Linked DNA regions of Homo sapiens: all the other regions are linked to region 3. Evidence: chromatin loops called from intact Hi-C (ENCODE). Cell type or tissue: HCT116. All regions are shown on one strand.

Region 1 (4,000 bases), 79 kb before region 3:
CCACCCTAACCGAATTCTGCCTTGATTTCTATTTGGTCACCTATGTCTTAACTTATATTACTTCTTGTTAAATTTTAATGTTCCCAAACAAACTTCTGAAGTCAATTATCTATTTACAGCCAATGAGAGTGGGAACATTTTGACAGAGCCAGCTACTTCCAATATTTATTGATACATTGCTTCCTACCTGGGACCCAGTATTACTTACCTCACTCACAGATGTGGTTAACATGTACATAGCCTACTGGTCTATGTTACACTGTTTCACGTTCCAGCTGAACAATACTCCCCTTTAAGAAGCATCAGAGAACCCAAATTACTGCATGATACCTGACTCAACTTGTTCCTCTATTGTAGCATAAGATTAAAGCATTTTTTCATCGACTTCTCCCCTAACCCCCAGTCCTTCTTAATCCTCTATCTGGCTGATTCATAACAGCTGTTAAATAACTAGACATTTAGGTAAAGGCAAACTGAAGCTATAAATCAATGTGTGTGATTTAATAACCAACTCTTTCTGGCGCAGCTTGCTCATACTGTCTTGGTTTGCTTTTTTTTATGCTGACTTAAGCTGCAGCATCTGTATGAAGGGGTTTAGCACAATTGTAAATACTAATCTCCAGGCTGCCAATGTCATTACGGAAGTAGATACAAGTAAATGAAACTCACAGTACATTTCTATAGACACTGTGGGTGATTTTGAAGACATATGTATCTTCCAAGCTGTTACAATCTTCCTGAATGTGAGTATTTCTTAGGACTGTCTTCGTTGTAAACTACAGAAACCAGCATCAGCTAGTTTAAGCAGAATAGGGGAATTAGAAGGATACAGAATGTCCTAAATGTCTTACAGAATCCAGCTGCAGGGATGCAGTGGGGCCTCAGGAAGGGGCTGACACCAGAGCCTAGAAAGCCATCGAGATTTTCTCACCATTTTACCTCTCTTCCTCTCAGTCCATCTGTTCATTCCTCTTGCTGTCTATCAACTGGTTTCTTCCACGTGGCAGGCATTGGCTGGTTGTTCAGCAAATTCCTTTTTTTTCTTCTGGGGATGTAACTAGACCACATGGGCCATTAGATGTAACCACGTAGCTCACTTCTGGCTTCCACTTCAAATTCTGACCTATAAGCTCCCATGAAATTCTGTACTTTCTATCTCTCCTAATCTACCGGCAGAATGATGAAAACTAAAGCCTTGGAGGAGGTTAGGAGCCACAGGATAAAAGGAGCTTGGTCCCTGAATAACTGCATGCCCCCTGCCCTATCATCAACACCTCCCTCCTCCACCATGGACTTGATGTTACTGAGAAGTAAAGTGCTATCTGTTAAGTTCTACCTATTCCGTTAAGCTATTAAGATTTGAAGATTTATCTTCTATTGCAGTTAGTATCACTCTAAATCTTCTTTCCTTGTGTGGAAAATACGGAGCCTGTGGCTTCAGAGCTTATGCTTTACAAATACAGCCTTCTACCAACAAGAAAAAAAAAAAAGCCTTCTCTCAATTGGTCTCAATTCCAAATTTTCAAAAATCAGAGTCGGATTGAACCAGTGGGTCAACTCCTACCCTTGATACACTCAACTTTGATAAGGGAGGTTAAGTCGTCATGCACAAAGTGGCCACTAGAGGGTACACTATGTGAACATGAGTTTTAAAACCAAGACTGAGCCTTGAGTTCTTGTTTTGGCTCTGCGGCTAACTTGTTGAGTAGTCTTAATGATTGCACTTAACCACTTTAGGCATCAGTCTCCTCATATCAAAATGAGAAATTTAGATGAAGTCCTTTCCAAAATGTTTTTCTACTTTACTATTATATAATCCATAAGATTTCATACTATGCTCAGAAAACGACCCTTACACAACAAAATCAGAGTTTCCCAGAATTTTTTTTGCAGTTTAGCACAGCAATGCTCAAAGTATCACAGCACTTTTTGTGATTTCCCAAATAACTTGCTTAGTGTCCTAAGATCATAGGAATGAATAAGGTTACCATTCTAAAAGTTAATCGTGTGTTCTTTGTGAAGTACACTAATGGCTTCTTCTGCTGAACTTTCTTAAGAATTTCATAATTTTGGGATTATATAATCCTAGATTATACTATACATAATTATATACTATGCATTGATTAAGAGCACAGATTCCAGAGCTGGATTGCCTGGGTAGATCTTAAGTCTACCTTCTACTAACTGTGGGATAATATTTACTTTAGAGAGTTATTGTGGGGATTTTTTTTAAATCATACATATATGGCTCTAGCACCTAAGTGTTCAATAAATGTTTGCTTAAAAGAAGAATTTCATTTATTCTATTGTAGTTGTTTAAGTATCTGTCTACACCAATAAACTTTGAGCCCCTAAAAGCCAGATACCCAGTTTTACTGAATTTCTTGTCATTCAGACTCTAGCCTAGAGTTTAAGCACATATCTACTTAATAAATAACTTTAAATGAGTAAATGAATAAATTAATGGTATTCTCATGGAGCATTGAGTTTGCCTTACAAAAATACAAAATAATCTGTATTTTTCTCATTTTAAGTTCCTTCAATTAGTTACTTTTTTTTACAGATATTTCTTCGTAGGCCGGAGGAGCATTCCTTTATGAACAGCCTTAAGGTATGGCCATTCTTCTACTGCAAGATTGATAGCATGAGGCTACAGATTAGCATTACTTGGGGAGCTGAGGAGCTCTTTAAATATTCTGATGCCTGGGTCCCACCCAGATCTAATAAGTTAGAATCTTAGTGGTGGGGGTAGGGCGTATGCCTCAGGATATTTTTAATGCTCCCCTGGGCAGCAGTCAGGCTTGAGAACCTCTATTCTGGCTTATCTGTTTATTTTGCTGTGATATATTAAGTGTATGTTTCTTTCATTATTGTAACTTAGATTTTTTTACCCTTTCACTTGCTCATCACAGCCCATTAGGCATTGTATTACTCAGAGTTCTCCAGAGAAGCAGAACCAACAGGATGTGTGTGCTTGCGTGTGTGGGGGGGGGATATCTATGTGTGTGTGTTCATGTGTGTGTAGGCATGTGTGTGTCTGAACCAACAGGATCTGTACCACATCCTGTTAGTACACATATCTTCATACATATAAGAAGAAAGACTTACTTTAAGGAATTGGCTCACACAGTTGTGGAGGCTTGGTAAATCCAAAATCTGCAAGGGTAGACCAACAGGCTGGAGATCCAGGGAAGAGTTGCAGTTTGAGTGCAAAGGCAGGCTGCTGGCAGAGTTCCCTTTTATTCTGAGGAGTTCAGTCTTTTTCTACTAAGGCCCTAACCTGATTGAATGAGTTTCACCCACATAATGAACGGTAATTTGCTTTACTCAAATTCTACTAATTTAAATGTAAATATCATCTAAAAAACCATTACAGAAAAATCTAGAATAATGTTTGATAAAATACCTGGGTGCTGTGTGACCTAGCCAACTTGACACATACACACACATCACAAGCACTTGGGACCTCAATTTTTGCCATTTCCTCTGCTTAAAAATGTTTTCCAGTAGCTCCATGTATGCTTCAACAGGGTTTGCTTTATGATAATCTCCTTCCTGTGGTGGGGATTATGACTGCTCTCCTAACAGAAGCAGGAGAGACAAACCTGACGTGGGAGGGTTAAAAGTCTGACTCAAAGGCGCACTGTCACAATAGCCTGGGGAAGGTTCTGCATGGCTGCCTTTGTCTGCAAGAGTGCTCTTGTTTCACACTCATCTCCCTGTGAATGTCTCTTAGAAGACTCAGCTACTAAGTCAAATGAATGTACACATTCATCTCTTCTTATGGGAATTACATCCAGGAAATCTTGATTAAAACCAGATCAAAACTGCCAATGTAACCAAGAGATTCTCCTCTGAATGTAGACACAATAACTGTCAACACACAATTGTACTTTTCAAAAATGATGATTCCAAAATTTGAATCTAATCAGAGTTCCAAATAAAAAGTTTACATGGTGTTTTCCTTGCTTGAATGAATGAAAATCTATTTTAGAATCCA
Region 2 (4,000 bases), 210 kb before region 3:
CCATCCCATTTTTCTCTGCTTCCAAATCCATCCCACATTTGCTTTGTCTGTAGAAGTAAGTTTTCTGAAATCCCTTTCATCACTATCATGCAGAACTTATTTCAACAATTGTAAAAAACAACAAACAAACAAAAAAAAACTGGTGGAAAATTGGGGACATATGGGAAATCTAAATACCAACTGGGTATGACATGATAAGGAACTTGTTAATTTTCTTAGGAGTGAATCGTATGTAAGAAAATGTCTTCAAATTTTAGAGATCCATACTAAAGAATTTAAAGGCTGAGGTAATGGTATCTGGACCTTACTTTAAAACAACTGAGCAAAGAGATAGTAGCCAAAGGAAATACAGTAAAATTATCATTATTAAGGCTAGGTGATCAATATGTGGGGCTTTATTATAATATTCTCTCTACTTTGAAATGTACTTGAAATTTTTAATAACAAAGTTAAAATAAATGTAATATTATGTGTTTCCTAATTCTGATACTATCATACTTGCCCAATTTTGTGTGTGTGTGTGTGTGTGTGTGTGTGTGTGTGTGTGTGTGTAAGACAGGGTCTTGCTTTGTTGCCCAGGCTGGAGTACAGTGGTATGATTACTGCTCACTGAAGCCTTGACCTCCCAGGCTCCAGCAGTCCTCCTAATTCAGCCTTCCAAGTAGCTGGGACTACAGGCACATGGCACAATATCAGGCTAATTTTTGTAATTTTTTGTAGATTTGTGGTCTCCCTATGTTGCCTAGGCTGGTCCCAAACTCCTGGGCCCAAGCGATCCGCCCACCTTGGCCTTTCCCAATTCTTACAGCAAAAAAGAGTATACAGTTGATATGAACCATTCTCTGAACATCATTTGTTTTTACTGTACCTGCTTCTGTCATAATGAACAAGAAGTGTGAAGGATATTTATCTGTCCATAGCAGCAGATGACAATGTTTTATGCTGAACTACAGCGGACAGGTGATGTGCAAATATATGAAACTCTCAAATATATAACTGGCTCTGCTTCTTAGAAGCTTGTAGACTTGAAGTAAGCAACCTACCCGCTCTAGGCTTTTTCTGTGAAAAGGGCTATAATTGGATCTACTTCCAGGCTATTGTTAGGATTTAGGACATAATGCATACAAATCACTCGGCTCATTGCCTGAAACATAGTGAGAACCCAATAAACATCATAGCACCCAAAAAACATAAATACCTTTTAGCAGCAGTCAAAAAAGGTAAAACATTTGTGTTCTACCTCACAAGGAGTTTCCACACTGTAGCTGGGAAACAAATCACCCCTTAATAAGGTTAAGCTATACAGTATAGCTCAGTTTTCATCTTTCACGTCTCAAACAGAAACATCATGTGGATCTTTCACTCAAACCAAATGGAAGTTGTTTTCCTTTCCACAACAATATGAATTCCCTTGGTTAGACAGTAAGAAGGTCACTGGACAATTTCTGAACTGTGAATAAGCAAATACAAAGAGAAGGAAAAAAGCTGGGTTTGTTGAGCAGGCATTGCTCATTCCAGACTGATGACACAACTTTTGGTTAAGGATAGTGAAGATAGAGAAAGCAGTTGCACTGACATTTCAACACATTCCTTTAGCCATGGTAATTAACGCCTCAACTTCTGGATTCAGGGAACGGCCCTCTCTCTGCTGAGGACATTCATTTCAAAGGTGTGCTTTTAAGTGAATTGAAAAGGACCCTAAAGAGAAAGGCTGCCTTTCATATCTCGTCTCTCTCTTCAGTGAATCTGGACACAGTGCTTTCATCTTCTCATTGCCCAGCTTAGGTCCCCTTTTGTTTTGTGGTGCCCTGTTACGTTGCTTTGTTTTGGTTTCTCTGGGAGGCCTGCCAACCCTAGCCTCAGAGAAGGCTCGAAATGATGAGATCAAATGTTTTGAGACAGTGTTACATTTCCTTTTTTTCCCCAAGCTTTTCTTTGTTTAGCTCTATGCCTCCTGTCATCTTAAATCTTCTCTTCCTTATGTAGTGCCTCTATAGCCAAAGAGATTGCTAAGTCACAGAATCACGTACTTTGAAGTAATTTCTTGAGAGTAATGAAACTCAGCTACCTGACAGAAAAATCCCCTTTATGATAACTCCAACCCATGCTTATGCTCAAATATGACTTGCACACACTTCATACAGGGGAGTTCCTTGCACCAATACTAGTTTTTAAATGTAGTTTTTAGAACGTTCTTCCTTATGGTTTTAGAACTGTAATTAATCTTAATTCTAGTTAATGGAGTTAAACAGAAGGAATCATATCCCCTCCTCTCCCACCTGTTTTCTCTTTTTCAGATTTAGAATCTCATTTTCTAAACATTATGTAGAAATTAAGATGTAGAAGGGGAGGGTGATCATAAAAATATACAGACAGGCTTTACAGAATTCATTCCTTCATTCAAAAAATAATTCAAAGTACGAGCCAGGGGATTCTAAGTTTTGAAGTGAGGAGTAACTTGATCTATAGAAGGAATTGAAACAAAAACTGCATGAATAGACTTTTGAGTCAGGGAGGGTCTTCCCAGATGAAGCTGGGTTTTGTAGACTTAGGGACATTTTTCCAAAAATAATAAAAAAACAGGGAGGAGTTTTAAGCAGCAATGTCATAGGGTTTCAAGACATTTTGCCATTATGGCTACCCTCTTCTGGACAGACTGTAGTTATTCACCATTCTGTTTCAGGTGCACAGCGCTAACCATACCATCCAGACAGGGGCTGGTGAGTCCACAGTAGGCTGAGCCATCACCTCCTTTGTTCTGGACATTAGATTGATGCATCCTAATGATGTATTTACTTGGATGGTCACTTTGTCATTCTGTTTTGTATCAGATAGATCTGGTGGTCGACTAAAATCAATACCTGGTTTGGGTTGGATTTTTGATGCTAGATATGCTATACAGAAGCTGGACCACAAAGGAAACTCACGTCAACTTGAGATGCCCAGCATTAAGTTTCTCTTCTCTTTCTGCATCTAATTGAGCCTATATGATGAGAGTTTTGCTTTTGTTCTGGTTTTTCTCTTTTCTTCTATAATTTTTTTCTAATGATGACAGCAAACTTGGAAAATACAGAAAAACAAAGTGAAGCAAGTAAAAATAATTGAAATAAGCATAGATAACCATTGTTATCACTGCTATTGACATCTTTCACTAAGTATCATTTTCCATGGTTGAAATCATACTGTCATGTAGTTTTATATAGCCTGTTTTATAACTATTATTATTAGGTCACAAGAATTTATTTTCCAGCATATTAAATGGTTTTCATATGTGCTTCTTATTTGAGGACATTGAATTTCCTGGTTTTTTACTTTATAAAAGAATATTTTCAAAGAATACCTTTATATTTAAATATTTACTTGCATTTCAGAGTATTTCCTTAGATTAGCACTCTAGAAACATATTTAAAGCTTCTTTGATACATATTTATACACTGCTTTACAAAACTTGTTGGCTAATTTACACTTCTACCTGTATTGTGCATTAAAAAAATAAAAATAAAAAATTAACCTTGCTGCTTAATTGGAGAAAATATAACTGCATTATTGTCTTCACTTTTGTTTTTAATTGTTAGTGATGTTAAAGATTTTACAATGTTTATTAAGCCATTTATCTTTCTTTATTGTTAACTGTCAGTTCTCATCTTTCTTATGCAGGATGGTCTTACTGATTTTCTTCTAAATTTGTGTAATCCTTTTGTATATAAATATTTTAATCCTCATTTTGTCATAACTCTTATAAGTGAGTATGCATCCCAATCTACTTGGAATTTTAATATTGTTTGTGATTTTTAAAAATTACAAAGAAGCCTTAAAAATTTAGCTTATTTTACATATACCATTTGAGTGCTACTGTAATGAAAAATAAAGAGGTTTCTTTGCCTGATTTACTTTCTCTTTCAGTTTGACCTGAGCTTGAAAACAAAAGTAGAAAAGAAAAAAAGTTTTCATGGGTTTCGCCTTAAATAAATCTTACATAATTCCTCTTAAATGCATTTTC
Region 3 (4,000 bases):
AATCCCTCCTCCAGTAGAACCTCCTTCTTAAAATATTTTAATGCTCTGCGTGCCCTGTAGAATAATATCAGAAGTCTTTAGGGTGCTATGTAAAGGTCAGAAACACCAATGCTCGTGGGACTAGAGGCAAGGCTGGGACTGAATGTGAGACGAAGAGGCCAGGGACAAACTGGGCAGTGCGCATGTCATCCACTGATACTGTGTTGGAATTAGAGAATGATATTGGAAGACACTCCAAATTTTCTAGAAAGCTTGGAAATCCCTATTTTTTCATGTAGAGGTTTCTAAGTTGTAAATGTTGACAGCTTATTTTTTAAAAATACTAGCCATGCACGGTGGCACATGTCTGTAATTCCAGCTACCTGGGAGGTTGACGTAGGAAGGTTCCCAGAGCCCAGGAGTTTGAGGTCCCCCTGGGTAATACAGTGAGACCTTGCCTCTAATAAATAAATAAATAAATAAATAAATAATGAATGAATGAGCGAAACAAACCTCATCTAATTTCCAAATTAACCCTTGGATTCCTGTTTCCAATGCTAGACTCTGACCTATGTCCGCCCGAAAGGCTTCATCTCTCACTCTGCCCCCTTATACTCACACCCTGTGCTCTAACCACATTCCAAGAACGGCAGCTCTTTGAATGTACCACACTGGTTCCTACTTTGGTGCCCTTCAACACATGTTGCCCAGCCCTGCCTTCACTACATGTCCAAAAGCCCTTCCTTGTTCCCTTTTCTTGCCTGCAAATACATATTGCACAGTTCAGCTCAAGGGCCTTTCTTCAAGGCATCCCTCACCCCTACCCAGGCCAAACTCACCATACCCTACCTTGTCACCCCCTATCCCAAAACTGTATATAACGTCCTTATTATATCTATAACATTTGGCTCTTATTTATTTTCTTTACTCCTCCTAAAAGACTCTAAGTTCCCCAAAGGCAGAGACAGTATCTTTTCAATCTCTATTCTCAGCACCTCATGCAGTAGCTAGTATACCATCATCATCATCATCATAATTAACACATTCAGTACTTACCATGTTCCAAGTGCTTTACAAGTATTAACTTGAACTCTCACACAAACCCTGGATAATCACCCTAATTTTACAGATGAAGAAACTGAAGCTGAGTGTCATAAGCTTCAACACCAAATAGTGTAGAGTCAGAGAGTATGGGTCTAGACCTTGCTTCTCTATCATGTTTTCTCCCATATGGCACAGTGGTTTTGTTTTGTTTTGTTTTTTTGTGTGGAAATAAAATTAAACCTAAGGTTCATTTCCTAGTAGTTGATCACTTCAGTATTTCCAATCTCTTTCTTATGTATCTTTCAGTTGCTAATAAAATAGAAAGCTCAGAGATAGTTTTGCCAAGAAGAATTTTATTAAAATACTGCCACTTAAGGACTCTAATCCCACCCAGCCCTCCTGAATTCATCTGGTCTTGATTCAGCCTTGGTGAAAACAGGGTGCAGTCTGACCTACCGATAACCCCATTAAGCAGTTTCTTTTGATGCAAACAGCAATTTAAGCAAATATGCCCTTTTGTTTTCTCTAGAGCTCTTTCTTATCGTAGTAATATCCAAGCTGAGCTTCATGTGGGAAATCAAAGAGCCAAAGACAGGGACTTTTCATTATACACAGAAATCCGACGGAATGCTTTTTATTCCCATTCAAGCAGTTACTACTTATCTGCGTGACTAAGGTATGGAAGATCTAAAAAGAAACTAAGTGCTAGTCTGGCCTCTACTCCTTCACCCAGATGGAAGTTTCACAAGCACGTTTAAAGCTTCGGGTCAAGTGCTGTCACTCTCAAAAACCAGTGGGTCTGCATTTTCCTTTGCACTACAAGTACTCTAACTACAGACATTGTTCCGGTTTTTATCTGATTATAAGTATCCAACTAAAGTAGTTAAATGTTTAGAAAAGGTAAATAACTGATAGTGCATAAGGGAACCTGAAGTACTCTGTTGACACTTAAATTATATAGCCAAGGACAATGGAGGAAATCATTTAGTGCTATTAATCAGTAATCTAACAGTATTGTGTCTGTGTGCAACTGTCTTTCTTTTGGCTAATATCTGTGAATTAATTGGTCATTGAAAAATCTGATAAAGGAATATTCTAAAAGTACACAGTGAAATCCAAATTATTTCTATCAATTACAGCTCACCTTTTCTGAGGCTTAAACTTGACATGTAAAAACATTTTAGTTATCTGTTTCAAAATGAACAATATACCTCTGGTTAAAATTCTACCTTTTAAAAATTAAGGTATTTGAGACCTACAGGGATTAATTCTCTACTTAATATTTACTTTACTTTAGTAGTTTTTCTACAGAAAGTTTGTGAAAGATTTCATCCCCTATATATGTTTCTTTATCCTCCAAAATCTGGTCCTACAACTGTACTCCTTGACCCATAAGGTCAAGTGGTGCCATCTGCTGGTCATAAGAAGTGGTGTCATCTGCTGGTCATTGGTATATAACTATGAGAAAAACCACGTGCACTGTTGTAGAAGCAACTTAAGTAAACTGCAGTAGAGTACACTTACCACTTTAGAATTAACCTTTAAGTTATAACTTCTCTCTTTCCCTTCCCCCTTTCTCTCTCGCACTTTCTCTTATGAAGCCAATATGACTCAAGTTTTAGACTATTTTAAAAGGCAGGTTTGAGAAAAAAAAAAAAGAAAGCAAACTTTTGATGCCCCCTGGTGTTCAGGTTCCTTAGCATTTCTGAACTTCCTCTTTTGCTAAAACTAAAACCATAATAATGTGTTCTTCATTCATTCATTCATTTAGTCATTCACTTATTCATTCATCTAATGAACATAACTATATCATGAACCTATGAATTACACTCTATTTGAGATAACTGGATACCAAATTGTGGCCAACATGACAAGGAAAGAAAAATGAAGAATCTCAAGACAAAATTCAATTGAAATCTGTTTTGAAGTGTCCTTTGAGTTTGTCAGTTCAGTTGTAGCAAATCTGTGATGGCTGCCCTTATAAGTAACCTGAGGAAGAGAGGAAAAGAGGGTAGAAGGTGAAGGGAAGAGAGGGGAGGAGGGAGAGGATGGGCTGGATCAGTGAACATAATATAATCCACTCATGACACACAGAACAGACAACTTGTTGCTTCCTCTTTAAGTGCATTATAAACTAACACTTTTTTTTTTTTTTTTGAGATGGAGTTTTGCTCTTGTTGCCCAGGCTGGAATGCAATGGCCCAATTTCAGCTCACTGCAACCTCCGCCTCCCGTGTTCAAGCGATTCTACTGCCTCAGCCCCCCAAGTAGCTGCGATTACGGGCATGCGCCACCATGCCCAGCTAATTTTTGTATTTTTTAGTAGAGACGGGGTTTCTCCATGTTGGTCAGGCTGGTCTCGAGCTCCCAACCTCAGGTGATCCACCTGCCTCGGCCTCCCAAAGTGCTGGGATTACAGGCGGAAGCCACCGTGCCCGGCCGACACTTTTAAATAAAGAGATAAATGAGCTTGATGGGAATATATTACTTTACGAGCAAGATTTGTGTCTAATGCTTTAACTTAATTGTGGCAATTATTGTCAGATGGTCTAGGAAAAAATTGTGTATCTGGTACATGACTTTTGGGGAGCTCTAGGAAGCCCTCAGCAACATCATATTTCCCTTTGCACACCTCTGCTCCAGAGATATTTTCACAGTTGGATAAGATGCTTCTTAGATGATCACCAATACTCCATGCCTACTCATCAGTCCAGCCACTTGAAACAATCACCAGTACAACAGGACCGCCATATCTCCATGATATGAAATGAAGAGCTCATCCACGTGCCAGGAAGGTGGTGCACCCCAGCTGAATGGGAACAGAAGTTCCTGTGCTCAGGACCCTTCTAGACTTCACTTTATGTATCTTTTTATCTGGATATTTATTCATATCCTTTCAAATACCCTTCATAATAAATCAGTAAACGTGTTTCCCTGAGTTCTGTGAGCCACTCCAGCAAATTAATCGAACCCAAAG
Region 4 (4,000 bases), 200 kb before region 3:
CAAGAATCAATTTTCAGAGACAAAGAGTAGAGCAGAGACAGGTAGCGAACAGACAGGAGAAAAAGCTGAAAGAGAATAACCAGCAGAATAGAAAACAGAAAACTCATGCTTCCTACAAATATTTATTGCTGCTAGCTACAGGTCAATATAGGAGGTGACCATAGTTAATGGAGGGGAAATTCCAAATTTCTAAGAAGACAGAGCAATCTTAAGTCATAAGAATTATGAATATTTGTTAGAATGAAAAAAGAAGTAGAGTGTGATCTTTCATGGTTTCTCCTATCTTCATTTTTAGATATGCTCATGCCTAATCTCTCTATTTTCCTCTTTCATAAGAGATGAGGCATTGGTCTCTTCAATGGCCCAGTGCCTAGAGATAATGATGAGTAGTATTTAGCTTGAAGCATAGACTGAAGTAGGTTATTTGACATCTCACTGGAAGCTGGAGGCTGATCATTTCTAGCTCCACCAGTTGCTCTATTTACAAATATCTTATTTTGAAAAATGTAGGGGAGTCCCACAGGGCAGCTATAAGGCAAAGACATATTTTTCATATTTCCCAGTTTGCCTTGATTTTTAGTGGTGCCAAATACCCTGTGTGCACTAAAAATCATCTTTGATATTTCTTCTTTCACACCTGAGGGAATTTACTGATGCCAGATTGAACTGACTTGTAAGGTAGTTACCAATGTTTAATTAAGATCTAATCATGCCAAGTCACAGACTGCTATATCATGCATATAAGGATGACTTAAGACAGGGATATAGTTTGGTATCTCTTGAGTTCTGATTAAATCTAATACTTTAAATTATGTATAAGATACATGGGATCTAGATCATGCTAATGTGAGAACAAATTAAAGACTGGACTAATAAAGTAAGTACGACTACTCAGAAAATGATCAAACTCTAAATGGAAGAACAGTATAGTTGAAAACAATAATCTTTGCTCTAGTTCTGGCTCTCCTACCTATTCATGTCATTGTGGAGACCTTACTTCACTCACCTGAATCGCTACTTTCTTAAGTTATAATGATATGACCTGAGACTCCTATTAGCCCTATCATATCATGTCTCTCTGAGTACATGTTATTTATTCAAATAAATAAGGCTGAGAGTTTACAATAACAATGCTCAAACACATGAGAAAGTATTGTAAGAAGGTTGCTGACTTGTTCCATTCCCAGAAGAAGAAAAAGAAAAGAGGATGAAATAAAGGGCGGAACCAAATATTTATAAGACATCTGATATGTGTAAGACACTCTGCTATTCCCGCTGTATACATTAGTTCTAATATCAACTTTACATTAATAATTATTATTTTCCTTTACTTCATGGATAAGAAAACTAAGACTAAGGAAATTTTGCTATTGTTCACCTTTCTTTCATTGTTAATCTTTTTTGAAAGAGTAGTCTACATTCACTTTCTCTGTTCACTACTCACTTAGTTCTTACTTGCAGTCTGGCTTCAACGCTCACCAAGATGCAAAACTTCTTGTTTAACCTTTTCAGGATTTTTTAGAGTTTAACCTGTGCTCTTTCTTGAAACCCCCTCTTCTGTTTCTGACACCTGACTTTCCTGATTTAACTTCTATTGTAGCAGCTGTAATCTTTGCACACCATGTAGCTTAAACAAAGATGAAATATTATTTCATTCCAAATGAACCTAGTGACTTCCATGCTCACTACTGGTAAAATACTTAAATTTATCAAATCAGGATCACCGAGGCTATTCTAGATTAAAACACATTTATCTGATTTTTGCCTTATGCATTCTCATTTCCTTCTCCCCAGACTGATCAAAAGCTCAGAGGGACTTACTTTTGCTTCTCATATAGGAGAGAATGTCTCGGCTGGAATTTACTTTTGATGACACTCCTGTTTCCCTGTTGTGCAAGTGCAAGATGATTGCTGTTGGAAACTCAGCGGCCTGCTTCTGCTGACTCACTCCTACCTCAGGGTGGCTGGCACTGTGATCCTTTCAGGCTTAGTCACATCCTCCTTGCATTCACGGCTTTTGCTGGCCACCCTGTAGTTTCTGCAAAAGGCTCTCCTGGCCTCATTTTATTCTTCAGTAACTGGTCATTTTGACCAATCATCTTTTGTGGTAACCCCTTGCAGGAAGACTACCTCTCAACTCTCAGCTATTTCTAATGTTTTATTAGACACACAAAACATTTTTGGATCTCATACATCTCAAGGAAAAAATTCAAGAGGGCTGGGAGGTAGGTGGAGAAAGTGTGAAGAGGCTATCTCAACCCACTCTCCGCCTATATCTGCCCGCAAAATATGTCTTCTTTCCTCTGGCTACTCCATGTTGGCAGGAGACCCTTGGGAATGCTATCTCTTTCCATAGTTTGAAAAAAGAACATACAACTCCTTGGTTTTCAGTCTCCAAACCCATCTGGCTATCTCCGTCTCCCAACCAGGTTTTTACTTTGAGATCAGCACTCACATCAGCATCTAATCATATTGCTATTCTCTATTCCTCTCCAGATTTCTCCCTCAGCCCCCCGCAAATACTTCTATCTATGGTGCAAATCTTCTCTTGAATGATCATGAATCGTCACAAATTCCATAGTTTAAAGAAGAAAATGCTGAGTTTACCAGACCCTTAGCCTTGGTAGGAGGTGGAAGGAGGCCTTAAAAAAAAAAAAAGAAAGAAAAAGAAAAAGCTTTCTCATTCAAAGTTGTCTCTATCACTAGCTTTTGAGAGCTTCCTTTGAAACTTGAACAGAATAATCTGACTGTTTTCATGGTGGATTTCTTCCCTTTTATTCTTTGTTTCCTGAACACATTAAGTCTTCACATCAGGGTTTACAGTTAACTACATATAAAAGGAATTGGCAAGAAGGAGAAATACAACACATTGGATAATGTTTCAAAATATTATTTTTCTAGATTGGTTGTGGACTCCTTTTTTCTAATTTATTTTCATTCTCCCACACTGTCAATGTTGGTGTTAATCAAGACATTGTCAATGAACAGCTTCTATTCTTCCTATTTTATTTTTAGTGTCTAAATATAGTTTTATATCTGTAATTCTTCACTTTTTTGAGGTCATGTACCCTTTTGAGATTCTGTGGAAATCCAGGGACTTTCTTCCTTCAAAAAGACACTTAAGCATATACATATAGTTTTCATTATTCGAAGGGGTTCATGGAGTTTCTTAAGCCTATTAATAAAACCAAGGGGGACATAACTACCTGGGTGAAGACCACCTGTCCACATTGTTCATTGCTATTTTCCCAGAGCCTAAAAGGGCATCGGCCAAAAAGCAGGTATTCAGAATTAATTATTTATTTAAATAAATAAAACAATTAATATCTCCAACTCTCATACTGTCCTGAATTCTAGCCCATTTTACCAACTGCTATTCAGATGTGACATCAGAATCTTAAACTCAATACATCCACACTAAAAGTATTATCTTTTTGTTCCCTTTTCCATCAGTGGCCTTTGCTTTCCTCAGAGTTAAGTTATTCTGACTTTACCGTCAGCATTTTTGCCTCCTGCTCTTCTCTAAGTCCTTTAAATTCTATTGGCTTTCAAGGCATGCTGATTATCTCTCTCAATTTTTCACAGTCTGTTGCCATATATGAAGGTGGTACTTTGAGGTGTCTAGCCAGCTAAAAATGGCACATTACCTTCAAGCCTTCACTCACAGGATAGTTTTCAGGGAGTCAGGTCTTATCCCTCGCCCCATATCTATAGTTCACTGGACACCTGATCTAAGCTAAGCCAATCACATTCTATTGGTTAGAAATTTGATATTGAGATTAAAAATTCTAATTTACTCTAGATAATTCCTTTAATATGGAATATAAAAAAACTGTAGAGCCCTGAGACATCCACCTGTAACCATGTGGAATTAATAATAGAAAAAGCAAATATGCCGATAGAAAAGAATAAAACAGTTATTCAGAGAAAAGCAGGAGCCAGCAACTGAGAATCCAGAGAAGTATTCCAGGTTCCTGACTTCTCAGCACCAGGTTCCTTT
Region 5 (4,000 bases), 550 kb before region 3:
CCCCAAGCTTACACCAGCAGTGCAGCCACCCCACTCCTCTGGCTAAACACTGCCATTAACATGGCTTCACATTTCTTGGAGGTGGAGACCCCAGGGGCAACAGAAAGCCTGTCTACCACTGCCTCTGCAGTGGTACTACCCCAGCTACCTTGGAACTGATGAAGGAGCAGAGACCTCAAGTACCTTATCCATACCTCCAACAAGCTGCCGTCAACCCAAGAGAGGAGGCCAGTCTGTCTGCCATTGGTCAATCACCCACCCCTCACATCACCAGGCAGGGAACCCCTGGCTTGGGCCCACAGGACACACTCCCATCCCACGCTGATTGCACTGAGTGACTGCTGACCTGCTTCTCTGTGGTGGAGCCCCCCGGAGACAAGCAAAAGACCCTCAGTTACAACAACTACTAAGGTCCCTTCCTTCGATGGCTCCAAGTTGGGGAGAAAACATTAACCCTGAGATCACCCCAGAGCTGTTGTGGGCAGCCTGGGAGTGCCAAGATACAAGGTACAGTCAGCACTCAAGTGGGAGAGGAGCCCAAACTTTCAAAGCATTGAGATGGAGCACGTGTACAACCGTGAGGAAATGTAGGTGAGCCCCATGACTGAGCAAGAGCCTGACAACTGACCACTGCACCTAAGAGTCACCTACTAGGTCATGCCCAAAGCTTCAACACCAACAAATCTCACTAACACACCCTCATTCAACCAAAGACATGTCAGCTACAAATAAAGACCCTGCACAAAGCTACAGCCCTGTGAACACAGCCAGAAAATAAGTCTCTTTATTGATTGAACTCAAGCTACACTCCCATATGCAGAGATGAGAAAGAACCAATGCAAGAACTACAGTAACTCAAATGGACAGAGCATCTTATGTCCTCCAAATAATCACACTAGTTCTCCAACAAGGGTTCTTAACCAAAATGAGTTAGCTAAAATGACAGAAATATAATTCAGAATAGGGATAGAAAGGAATTCCATTGAGATTCAGGAAAACAGTAAAACCTAAACCAAGGAAACTAAGAATCACAATCAAAAGAGAGAAGAGTTGATAGCCAAATAGCCAGTATGAAAAAGAACCTAACGGACCTAGTAGATGTACACACTACAAGAATTTCACAATGCAATCACAAGTATTAACAGCAGAATAGACCAAGCTGAGGACAGAATCTCAGGACTTGAAGACTGGCTCTCTGAAATAAGACAATCAGACAAAAATAAAGAAAAAAGAATGAAGAGCAATGAACAAAACCTCCAAGAAATAGGGGGTGGTATAAAGAGGCCAAATCTAGGAATCACTTCCATCCTTTAAAGAGACAGGGAGAAAACAAACAACTTGGAAAATGTATTTCAGGATATAGTCTATGAAAGCTTCCACAATCTTGATAGAGAGATCACAAATCAAATTCCCTTGAAGTTCTACACCCAGATTGACCGGCTCTTCTCATTCCTAGTCTAGCACAATCCATAGAGGAAGGGATAAGTTAGGAGGTCCCGGGGAGGCTGGGCAGGCTGGAGGAAAGGGACATATCCAGACCCTTTCTCTTTCCCCATAGCTGTCCATTGCCCCAAGAGGACATGTCATGCCTGAAGCTGGGAGTATTTTCTCTCTCCACGATACAGAAGTTAAGGAAATGGGCTAATTCCAGTACCGTGATAGTTCTTTCTTGGGAAGAGCCTCTTTTTAGCTATGAAGATAAATATCCTGCCAGGAGGCCTACTTCTGCATTCACAGCCTGCTGTCCTCAGACTTGGCTGCTGTGTTGGTGCACTTTGACCAGTTGGTGGCTCTCTTTCCCTGTAAATCTTGTAATAGTCTCAAAGTAGAATGGAACCTGCGTTTTATTTCCTTTTTTGCTAAGCTACTGTTATGTCATTGCAACAGCGACATTCCGTGTTTTACAGAAATATTCATCATAAGAAAGGAAAAAGAGTATTTTATAAAAAGAGCTTCTGAAAAACCTAGAACTTTCACTGACCTTCTGCTTTAATTTGTGATTTTGTGCTCTTAAGGGAAAAGTGATGGGTAAAACCCACAAGAGAACTGAAAACAGCTGTATGAAGAGGCAGTGCAGGCTAATGATGAGTGAAGAAGAGAGCACAGTGCGCATTTCTAGAGGAAGAGGAAGGAAACTAATGTGATATGGGAGTGAAAAAATGGGATACAGAAAAGCATGGAGGAAAGGGAAAAGTGTGTCAGCTCTCAGAACCAGCAAAGATGTATATTTTACTTAAGTTTAGGAGAGTAACTTCATATGGGAGTGTACTCTGGGATTCTGAGAGCCAGGAAACAAATGTTCCAGGTGCCAGAATCAGTTAACCATCAACACGTGTATTCTGCACTTCAATCTAGATGCTGCTCCTCTGTCAGGTATTTATAGAAGCCACCATTTCCTGACTAAGTGTAAGTAGGACTTTGAAATGAGGTGAGACAATTTTTCAGCCTCTTTAGAATTCATGATAGAATTCTGTTTTTTTAGGCTGCCAAAAAAATATATATGCAACCAGAATGGAATTTCAATGTAAAATAAGTTATTGTTATTTATACCTGATGTGTAAATTTTGAATTGGGATTTGCTTAATAATTATTAATCTCGTTTTTTCCTCATTTATACACAACCATCTCCTGCTCTCTGAATTTCCTTGGTTCATGTTGTATTTTCAGCTGATTTTGACCAACTTGCTCTCTCTCTTTCTTTCTTTTTTTTTTTTTTGATTTTGCTTTAAGTTCTGGAATACATGTGCAGAACCTGTAGATTTGTTACATAGGTATACATGTGCCATGGTGGTTTGCTGCACCTATCAACTTGTCATCTAGGTTTTAAGCACAATTTTTAAAAATCCCATCTATCATTGATGGGCATTTGGGTTGGTTTTGTGTCTTTGCTATTGTAAATAGGGCTGCAGTAAACATACACGTGCATGTATTTTCATAATAGAATGACATATATTTCTTTGGGTATTACTCAGGAATGGGATTGCTGGGTCAAATGCTATTTCTGGTTCTAGATCCTTGATGAATTACCACAGTCTTCCACAATGGTTGAAGTAATTTACATTCCCACCAACAGTGTAAAAGCTTTCCTGTTTTTCCACAGCTTCACCAGCATCTGTTGTTTCCTGACTTTTTAATAATCACCATTCTGAGGGGCATGAGATGGTATCTCATTGGTGTTTTGATTTTCCTTTCTCTAATGATCAGTGATGTTGAGCTTTTTTCATCTTTATGGGCCACATAAATGTCTCCTTTTGAGAAATGTCTGTTCATGTTTTGCCACTTTTTGATGTTTTTTTTTCTAAATTTGTTTAAGTTCTTTTTACATTCTGGATATTAGACCTCTGTCAATTGGATAGACTGCAAAAATTTTCTCCCGTTCTGTAGGTTGCCTGTTCGCTGTGATGACTGATAATTTCGTTTGCTGTGCAGAAGCTCTTTAATTAGATGCCATTTGTCAATTTTAGCTTTAGATGCAGTTGCTTTTGGCAATTTCATCATAAAATCTTTGCCCATGCCTATGTCCTGAATGCTATTGCCTATGTTTTATTCTAGGGTTTTTATGGTTTTGGGTTTTACATTTAAGTCTTATATCCATCTTGAGTTAATTTTTGTATAAGATGTAAGGAAGGGTCCAGTTTCAGTTTTCTGCATATGGCTATCCAGTTTTCCCAGCACCATTTATTAAATAGGGAATCCTTTCCCCATTCCTAAAGTATTGAGAAAGAGATTCTCTTTTCCAGTTTCCAATTTTATTTTATGAAAGAAATGTGTCAGTTTTTACTGACATTTAACAGAGTATTAATCAAAATAATGATCAATTACTATTGTAAATAATTTTACATTTTATGCTTTAAATATATAAAATATTAAATGTATTAATATGATTTATCAGTGCATCACATTTATGAAATTTATTCATTGACATGTATTTTCAAAAAGGAAACACTATGCAGATAAAAGATAATCCACATTTTTGGCGGGTCCAACTTATTACTTCCCT
Region 6 (4,000 bases), 230 kb before region 3:
TTTCCTTAACTTCTCTCCTAGTGAAGCCGCTCTAAGTGAACATTTCCGCTGTGTTTTTTTTAATGACTGCCATTGTCTCGCTGGAGAATCGGAGGCTCTTTTAGAAGTACTGTTGGAAAATTCAGGATTTTACAAAACATTTTCTCAGCTGTACAGGGCAAAAACAAACTTTAATCCTACTAGCCATGGGTGTAAACCACAAGCCTAATTTCTCTTCTAAGAAGGGAAAGCTTAGTTAAGTTTTAAAGTGACAGTAATTTTAGGTGGTAAAATGAGCTCAACTCAAACATCGCTGTATGAAAGCGCTCTCCGCCAACACGCTCATGGACACACACAACTCCTTCCTCGAGGTTTAGGGACAGAGAGCGAACCTGTGACTTCGGGCCAGGATGACGACCTGAGATTTGGACAAGAGGAGGCGGCGGTTCCGCGAAGAGCCAAGGGCGGCCGGCGCTCCGGGATGCGCCGGACCCCGCGGCGCATCCTCGTTTGGGCGCCAACGGGCGCCGGCGGTCCTCGGACCCGGGTGTCGACTGCCGTGTGCCCACTGCCGTGTGCCCAGGCCCCGAAGCCTCCTCAACTCCTTGAGGGGCGCCTCCCTAGCCAGCTCAGCGCGCAGCGGGACCAAGGCTCTCCCAGCTTACCTGCGGGTCCGAGTAGGAGGACAGAAGCGCCGCCCGGCCTCGCCCAAGCGCACACGAAGGGGCCGCTTCCCGCCCCCCGCACCCCAGACCAGGCGGCTCACGGAACACCGCCTCCCAGCTCTGGCCCGGGACCAGGCGGTCCCCCAGCCGGCTTCGGCGCCGCGGCCGGGGACGCGCGTCTTCCTTCTCCAGGCGCCGGACGTGGAACCTGCGAGCCCCTGGCGGCGCCCCAAGTTATGCACAGGTCGCAGCTGCTCACCAAGCTCCTCCTGGGAGGCCGCCCTGGTCCCCGAGAGGGGCGCGCGGGAGTGGACGTTCCCGCACCTTCGCCCCATCCACACCTGCCGCCGCCGCCGGGGCCGCCAGCGCCGTGGCTCCGCCCCGGCTCCGCCCCTCGCCGCCCCCGGCTCCCGCTCCAGCCGCCGCCGCGACCGCCGCGGAAAGGAGGGGGAGGGAAGAGGCGCCTGGACGGGGCTGCGGGAGCGGCCGTGCTGAGCCTCCTCCCTTGGGCCCGGACGGGACCCAGGTTTCTCCACTGCAACGCAGCTCCCGAGTGACGGAATTTTGTGGGGGAAGCGGCGGCCACTACGCTCGCTTTTGGCACAGTAGCCCTTTGCGGGTGGGAGCTTCTCGCAGTCAGAGCTAAGGGAGAGGGAGTCCACCTGCAAGAGCCAGAGCTCGCCCTTGTACTCTCCGAATGCAAACTTAGCAAATTGAACAGCGGAAGTACTTCCTTGGTCGGACCCCTGCTCTTCTAGGGGTCTTCTAGAAACGTGGCGGCTATCACAGGCCCCGTGGTATAACTGGCATTTGGAAAACGAGGGTGTTTTTCCATCTGGAGTGGCCTCTCTCCTATCCTCAACCCTCCGTGTCCTTCGACGCCTCTCTCAGATGCCATCTCCACCAAGAATTTTTTCCGGGTACCCACCTGCGCCCAGATTTGATTCCGCCCTCTTTGGGACAGCCTGGGTGCTCTGAACCTTTCCACTGCCCCTTCAGGTGTATGAGAGCGCCTTGTGAAATGCATGGGCCATCGTTAGTTATTTTTATTGCAATATGTGGTTTCATATTCAGTACTGTAGTATACAAGCAGAGATATTTATGCTTTCACAACACTTTTCATTTGGGTTTGAATTCCTTAAACATGAAGACTATAGTAAGTTGCCCATCTCTGGAAGTAAATACTGAGGGGTACATGGCAGGGTAATCCGACCCGATGACCTAGCCAGAAGTTCTGGCTGTCCTACTCAACTATGCCCTCCGCAAGCCCAGCATGGTAGCCTTTCACCTGGATTTGAAGGGGAAAATTGTATTTCTCTCTGAATGTAATTACATTTTGGCAAAGGTCAGTCTAGTTACCACCAAAAAATATTCTACGAGTTGAAGGGTGGGGGTGGGAGCGTCAGAGCAAGGTTAATAGTGGTATTTTATTGATTTTGAAGTAAATATAACTCTACGTAGTCATTTGTTCAACCAAAACGAAAAATATTCATCAAATATTCCCTAATAAGTTGGTACTCATTTCCTTAGCCACTTTAAAAAACACAAGTCAAATATAATTGATTATATAAATTGTATTTGCATGAAGATTTGAGTCCAAGGACTATAAGAAAGATTCAAATTTTAAATTTTCTGCATACGATATGGTTAAATAAAATGTTTGTATACTATTTCCTATACCTAAGTGTATGTTTTGAGTTGAGATGTCAGTAGTGTTTAATGGTTAATAGTGTTAAGTAAACGACAGCTAGGAATCACTACAGTTAGCTTAGAACAGGTTGAATTTATGAACTCCCATTTTAAAGAACTGAGAAATCTCAAACCATATGACTGCCTTGACCAAGAAATAAAAAAAATTAAACAGATTCTTAATATTAAAATTTCTGAAAATTTTGAAAAATGAATTTTTAAAATTAACAGTCCTAGTATTTTTAAAAAGCAAATATTTTAGAAATCATGAAAAATGTACCTTAAGATGTAAAAGAGGATAAACCTCAGAGCTAAGGTCTTTTTAAAAATGTAGTTAGTGAAACCTATTCATGGAAAACTCAAAAGCATTCTTTGAAGTGAAAAAAGTACTCTAAATTTATTATGGAAAGTATAGTATCATTGAACTCAAATAGCTATTTTAAACATCGTAATTCTGTGAGTAACAAGAAAAAAAAGCTTTCCTTATATGTGAATCCCACTAGGCAAGACTTTGTCCAAAGTCCAACAGAAAAAAATATTGAATAAACAAGCATAAGCATCTCATTCGTGGAACATATTTTTAAGCTTTTATACAGAAGCCCAAAATAATATTATAGAAAAGATTACACAATTGCATAGCCAAAATTATATATCATAATATTATGAATAGCAAAGAAGCAAAGAAGGAATAATTCACCTCAAATAGCAAATAAACAAAAAGTGTCTTAAGCCCATAGTATCTTTTAGACTTCAACTGAGGCAAGCAAGCTGTTTGGCCCAAGACAAATATACATAATATCACAGTAAACCCAGAGCTAATAGAATACAGCCATAAGAGGCCCACATTGCAAACACACAGGCATCTGTAGCTAAAACTATCAAAGGGGCTTGCCCAGGGTACTTCACATACAACTTTTTGTTCCATCTTACTTCATTATAATGACAGCATCATCTTGAATGTGAGAATTTCCTCCTCAACCTTTACCTGCAAGTAAAAGATGAACCACTACTCATTTTCTAGTTGTACCCTAAAATGAATAAATAAGTCAAAGTTTCTACTGGCATTTAAATTATTTCTAAATATATTACTTACAAAGCTTAATGTATTATTTTAGTGATTAATAATTTCTGTACCATAAAACTTGTTCTGTATTAGTTATCACGTCTTTATACATCCACTGGTAATCAAGGACTTTCAGAAGAGAGTAGAATACAATCTTTATTTTATTTAAAGTTTAAATATATGTATTTAAGATACATATGTGTATGTGTGTGTATACATATGTATGTGTGTGTGTGTATATATATATATATAAATATAAATATAAAATGCACCCACACACATGAAGTACAGGACAAATGGGAACAGAAATGCCAAAACAATCTTTTTCCAAAATAAATATTTATAATAATTATAAAATAAATTATTAACAGAAAGTATACAAAGTGTGCTTTCCATTTCATTTTTAGTTTACTTATTTAGAAATGTTTTTGCATGTAAGCAAACCCAAATTCTGGTGATTATTATTAGTATTGTTTTTGAACAATGAGGTGGTGCAAGAAGCATTGGAAAGAATTTCTTAGCGGTCTCTCTGGCATTTTTTGAAGTTCTAATAAGCTTTTATGTGGAAGTTAGCAGATAATTTCAGTTTAAGTGATTTGACTGA
Region 7 (4,000 bases), 320 kb before region 3:
AGCTGCCTTTCACATTTTTCTTTCATTTTGACCTTGGAGAATCTGATGATTATATATCTTGAGGATGGTGTGTAATATCTCGTGGGGGTTCTCTGTAATTCATGAATTTGAATGTTGGCCTCTCTAAGTGAGGTCGAGGAAGTTTTCATGGATGATATTCTGAAACATGTTTTCCAAGTTGATTGCTTTTTCCCTGTTTCTTTCAGGGATGCCAACGAGTTATAGATTTCATCTCTTGCCATAATCCCATATTTCTTGGAGGTTTTGTTTGTTCTTTTTTATTCATTTTTCTTTATTTTTGTCTGACTGAGTTATTTAGGAGAGGCAGTCTTTGAGCTCTGAGATTCTTTCCTCAGCTTGGAACTAGTGCAGTTGTTTGAAAGAAAAAAAGGAACTCTGGCTTTTTTGCTGGTTCTTTCTTGTGCTGGTTCTTTCTCATTTGTGTGGGCTGATGTTCCTTCAATCTTTGAAGTTTCTGTCCTTTTGATGGATATTTTCTTTTTTTCTTTGATGCCCTTGGGGGTTTGATTATGGTATAAGTTGGGTTTAGTTGACAGGCTTCAATATTAGTCTGCTCCTGGGTCTTGGAGGAGCCCCCCCGATTACTGCCTACATGCCTGTGCTTCTTTTTTTGGGTGTTTTGATCCGCAGGACTCCCTTAGGCAGGGCCACCATTGGCAGATATGCTGTATCCATGCCAGGTCAGCCCTAATCTGCTGTCTGTGTGCTTTCTGGGGAAACACAGGGTTACACCTGTCCACAGAGTTCAGGTGGAAGTGGGACCGCTGGGTTGGAAGTTCTAGCAGGTGTGGGCCATCTGGCTATGAGAGGTGGGGGTTGGTGGGGCTACCCTCCCTGTCATGCAGGTGTTTCCGGGGCAACAGGAACCTGTGCCGCTTTGCAAATTCAGGCAGAAATAGGACCACCAATCTAGAAGTTCTAGTGGACATGGCTTATCTGGGCTACCAGTGGCAAGGGTGGATGGGAATGCCTGCCCTGCTGTCTAGATGCTTCCTGGGAAAACAGGAGGCTGCACCCACTGTTTAAGTTCCCACAGAATTAGGAACACTGGGTCAGAAGCTCTGGCAGCTGTTGACAGCCTGAGTGCCAGTGGCCAGGGTGGGTGGGGTCACATGCTCTGTTCTCCTGGTGTTTTACTTGTTTTGCTTATAAAGGGAAATGTTCATTAAGATTCTACCTTTAGCTGGGTGTGGTGGCTCATGCCTGTAATCCCAGTACTTTGGGAGGCCAAGGCAGGAGGATCCCTTGAGCCTAGGAGTTTGAGATAAGCTTGGGCAACATGGCCAAATTCCTTCTCTACAAAAAATAGAAAAGGCATGGTGTACACCTGTAGTCCCAGCTACTTGAGAGGCTAAGATGGGAAGATCATCTGAGCCTGGGGAGGCTGAGGCTGCAGTGAGCTGTGATTGTGCCACTCCACTCCAGCCTGGGCAACACAGCAAGATCCTGTCTTAAAAAAAAAAAAAAGAAAAAAAAAGATTCTACCTTGAAGCTGTTTTCCTGGAATGCATCTAAATGGGAGAGTCCAGTTTGAACCAGTAGAGGGCAGAATAACATTTAGCATTCATCACTGGAATGTGTTTGCACATGAGGTGTATCAACAGTAAGGAAACAAAATAACTCTAGATATTCATGTGTCTTAGTAAGTACATTTGGTTAATTAACATAAGGCCATGTTATGTTCATCATTAATGAACCCAGCCAAGACTTTTTTTTTTAACCAACACTCAACTGCTTAAATGCCTTGCTCATCAAAGAGACACCAGAGAACAAAGCTAAGTTATAAAAAATAAGGATGGAAAAGCTTCCAAATATCCCTTAAAAAACAATTATATTGGAAGGTCTAATGGGGTCAGATTAGATAATAAATAACAATCTAGAACTAGTATTAGGCTAATATCACTGATTTTATGCTTACCTTTTAAAACTTTATTCTGTGTTATTTATTTATTCTAGATTCCCATAAATATATTTACCACTTAAACTGAAAGACCCATAGAAGACATTTTTAAAAATTATTTCCACACTAGTTTTTCCAATTGATAAGGTGATCAGTAACATAGATTTTTGATCCAACTACTGGGAACAATTTAAAACAATCTGTTCATCAATATTGAATAAGAAAAATAAACTATCATCTCAAATATTTTGATGAGATATTTGCAAAGAAATTATATTCAGTCATAATTTCTAAGACTTCAAATTAATGAGAAACAGATATGTGCAAATGAGATCAGGCATGTTTCTTTTTAAACAAGTGAAATTATAAACAAAAATATTCTTCTAAAAAATTAGGTAAAAGGCAGCAATGTCTACTTTCCCCTGAAATATTTAATATTGTGGTGAAATAATAACAATGTAAAACATTATGAAACAAGCAAGAGGAATTAAAGTTATAACATGAAGACAATTTGGTCATGTAGGGTAAAAATAAGGCTCCTTTTGTTCCCTCTTAATGAACATCACATCATAAATCTAGCCACTCTTGTATCCTCCTATTACCATAAATTGGTTTTTGAAGTTTCTGAACTTTCTATAAATGAAAACACATTTTAGTTTTTCTTTATATTTAGCTTTTTCACTCAATGTTATGTCTGTGAAATCATCCATACTGTTCATGTATGTTGAGTGTGTTGTTTTTTTCAAGTTTTATGAGCCATTTGGATAGTCTCTTTTGTGAAATTCCTGTTCCAATCTTTCTTTTTGGTAAGCACTTTCTCCTTTTCTTATTGATATTGATTTCTCTTTTTATTTTAGTTATTTTTATATATATCCTAGATACAACTACTTTGTTGGGTAAATGTATTGTAAATAACATCTTTCAGATTGAAGCTGATCTTTTTATTCACTTAAAGTTATTAATCTTAATGAAGACTAAGTTATCAAATTTTATTTGATGGTTACTTCACTTTTGTCCTATTTAAGGAAACACTGCTTACAGTAACCAAGTACATAAATATCATGTCATACAGATATGCTCTTATGTTTTCTTCTAGCATTTTTATATGTTTAGCTTTTGCATTTAGGTCTATGATGCATCTTTATTGTACATAGTGAGGTGGGAGTAACATGGATATTCAGTTGACACACAACATTTAAGAAAAACCTTCTAGGCTTATTGAATTGCAGTGACATATTAATTACAAATCAGGTGACCATAAATATGGCCTGTATTTTGGCTCTATGCTCTTCTACTGATCCACTTATTTTTTATCTTTGTCCCAGACAGACTAGCTTAGTATTACTCTTCTGGATTTGTTCTTTTCTTTAAAACTTGTCTAGCCTAGGTCTTTTGTACTCCAGTGTAAATTTCAGAATTTTCTTGTTAATTTCCATAGAAAAATCTGTTACAATTTTATTGAGATTTTTTGAGAAATCAACATCTTAACAATATTGAAACCTCCAATCCATTAACATTGTATATCCTGTCTTCTTCAATCTGTGAGAAGCTTATTCTTTGCCCTTTGAATGTTGGTCATATAGTGGTCATTGGCCAGGACATAAAGAAGCGGGCTGATGCCTATCCTTGTTTTTCTATAGCCTCATCTCTATAGACAACATTCTGTCCACAAGTGAAGAACAAAGCCAGAAGCAAACAGGTGGAATCCTCAGGAGAGTCTTTTTGTAATAAGGAGAAAGATCTCATATTTGATTTTTACTTCTGACAGGCTCTCTGGTCCCATCCCACCTATTCCCCTACCCTACCAGCTGTGAGACCAACAAGAGAGCTGGGCTACACCCAACTTCTGTCCCCTCATACTTGTGAGAATTCCAAACCCCGCAGACCCTGGTCTACTTGGGGGAACCCGATCACAGTCCCACCTCCTAACAGCATGAAGTTTCAAGCTATGCATACTACCTGACTCTTTCCCTTTAATCCCTGTAAAAAAAAAAAAAAAAAAAAAAAAAAAGAAAAGCAATAGCAGCAACAACAAAACCCAGTCTCTGGCAAAATCCAGATTCAGATCTAAAGAAAATA

What was found. Hi-C counts contacts between places; a loop is a spot of excess contacts. Peaks named below come from ENCODE experiments on the same cell type or tissue, not always from the same donor. Only the 100,000 strongest peaks of a DNase experiment are listed, where the experiment ranks them.
Region 1: a loop joins it to region 3, with 9 times the contacts of the local background. A loop is called at or near these places in 37 of 110 quality-filtered maps.
Region 2: a loop joins it to region 3, with 6 times the contacts of the local background. A loop is called at or near these places in 15 of 110 quality-filtered maps.
Region 4: it touches region 3 in a loop (5-fold over the local background); 9 of 110 quality-filtered maps call a loop at or near these places.
Region 5: it touches region 3 in a loop (5-fold over the local background); 30 of 110 quality-filtered maps call a loop at or near these places.
Region 6: it touches region 3 in a loop (5-fold over the local background); 15 of 110 quality-filtered maps call a loop at or near these places.
Region 7: it touches region 3 in a loop (12-fold over the local background); 50 of 110 quality-filtered maps call a loop at or near these places.

Annotation. Positions count from the first base shown.
Region 1 is chr9:21,708,039-21,712,038 of GRCh38, forward strand. All of the region lies in intron 1 of LOC107987026 (a long non-coding RNA gene), which reads right to left. Among named protein-coding and RNA genes, the nearest start is that of MTAP, 93 kb to the right of the region's middle. In HCT116, a CTCF peak has its summit at 1,610 (motif pointing right); DNase peaks (open chromatin) are centred at 377, 1,623 and 3,633; H3K4me3 peaks cover 1,778 bases; H3K27ac peaks cover 4,000 bases.
Region 2 is chr9:21,574,925-21,578,924 of GRCh38, forward strand. No RefSeq gene overlaps it. Among named protein-coding and RNA genes, the nearest start is that of MIR31HG, 17 kb to the left of the region's middle. RefSeq lists a silencer at 2,056-2,105. In HCT116, no CTCF peak of the experiment used is centred here; a DNase peak (open chromatin) is centred at 1,797; H3K4me3 peaks cover 1,407 bases; H3K27ac peaks cover 4,000 bases.
Region 3 is chr9:21,787,178-21,791,177 of GRCh38, forward strand. No RefSeq gene overlaps it. Among named protein-coding and RNA genes, the nearest start is that of MTAP, 13 kb to the right of the region's middle. In HCT116, CTCF peaks have their summits at 2,490 (motif pointing left) and 2,689 (motif pointing left); DNase peaks (open chromatin) are centred at 1,634 and 2,444; H3K4me3 peaks cover 1,249 bases; H3K27ac peaks cover 4,000 bases.
Region 4 is chr9:21,589,866-21,593,865 of GRCh38, forward strand. No RefSeq gene overlaps it. Among named protein-coding and RNA genes, the nearest start is that of MIR31HG, 32 kb to the left of the region's middle. In HCT116, no CTCF peak of the experiment used is centred here; a DNase peak (open chromatin) is centred at 1,946; H3K4me3 peaks cover 2,804 bases; H3K27ac peaks cover 4,000 bases.
Region 5 is chr9:21,234,140-21,238,139 of GRCh38, forward strand. No RefSeq gene overlaps it. Among named protein-coding and RNA genes, the nearest start is that of IFNA14, 3.9 kb to the right of the region's middle. In HCT116, a CTCF peak has its summit at 1,801 (motif pointing right); a DNase peak (open chromatin) is centred at 1,802.
Region 6 is chr9:21,558,845-21,562,844 of GRCh38, forward strand. It overlaps MIR31HG (MIR31 host gene), which reads right to left and starts at 954. Exons shown (of 3, transcript NR_152879.1): 1 at 645-954. RefSeq lists an enhancer at 1-515. In HCT116, no CTCF peak of the experiment used is centred here; no DNase peak of the experiment used is centred here; H3K4me3 peaks cover 2,790 bases; H3K27ac peaks cover 4,000 bases.
Region 7 is chr9:21,464,553-21,468,552 of GRCh38, forward strand. The region is part of intron 2 of MIR31HG (MIR31 host gene); the gene reads right to left. Among named protein-coding and RNA genes, the nearest start is that of IFNE, 16 kb to the right of the region's middle. RefSeq lists a silencer at 1,561-1,640. In HCT116, a CTCF peak has its summit at 1,562 (motif pointing right); a DNase peak (open chromatin) is centred at 1,559.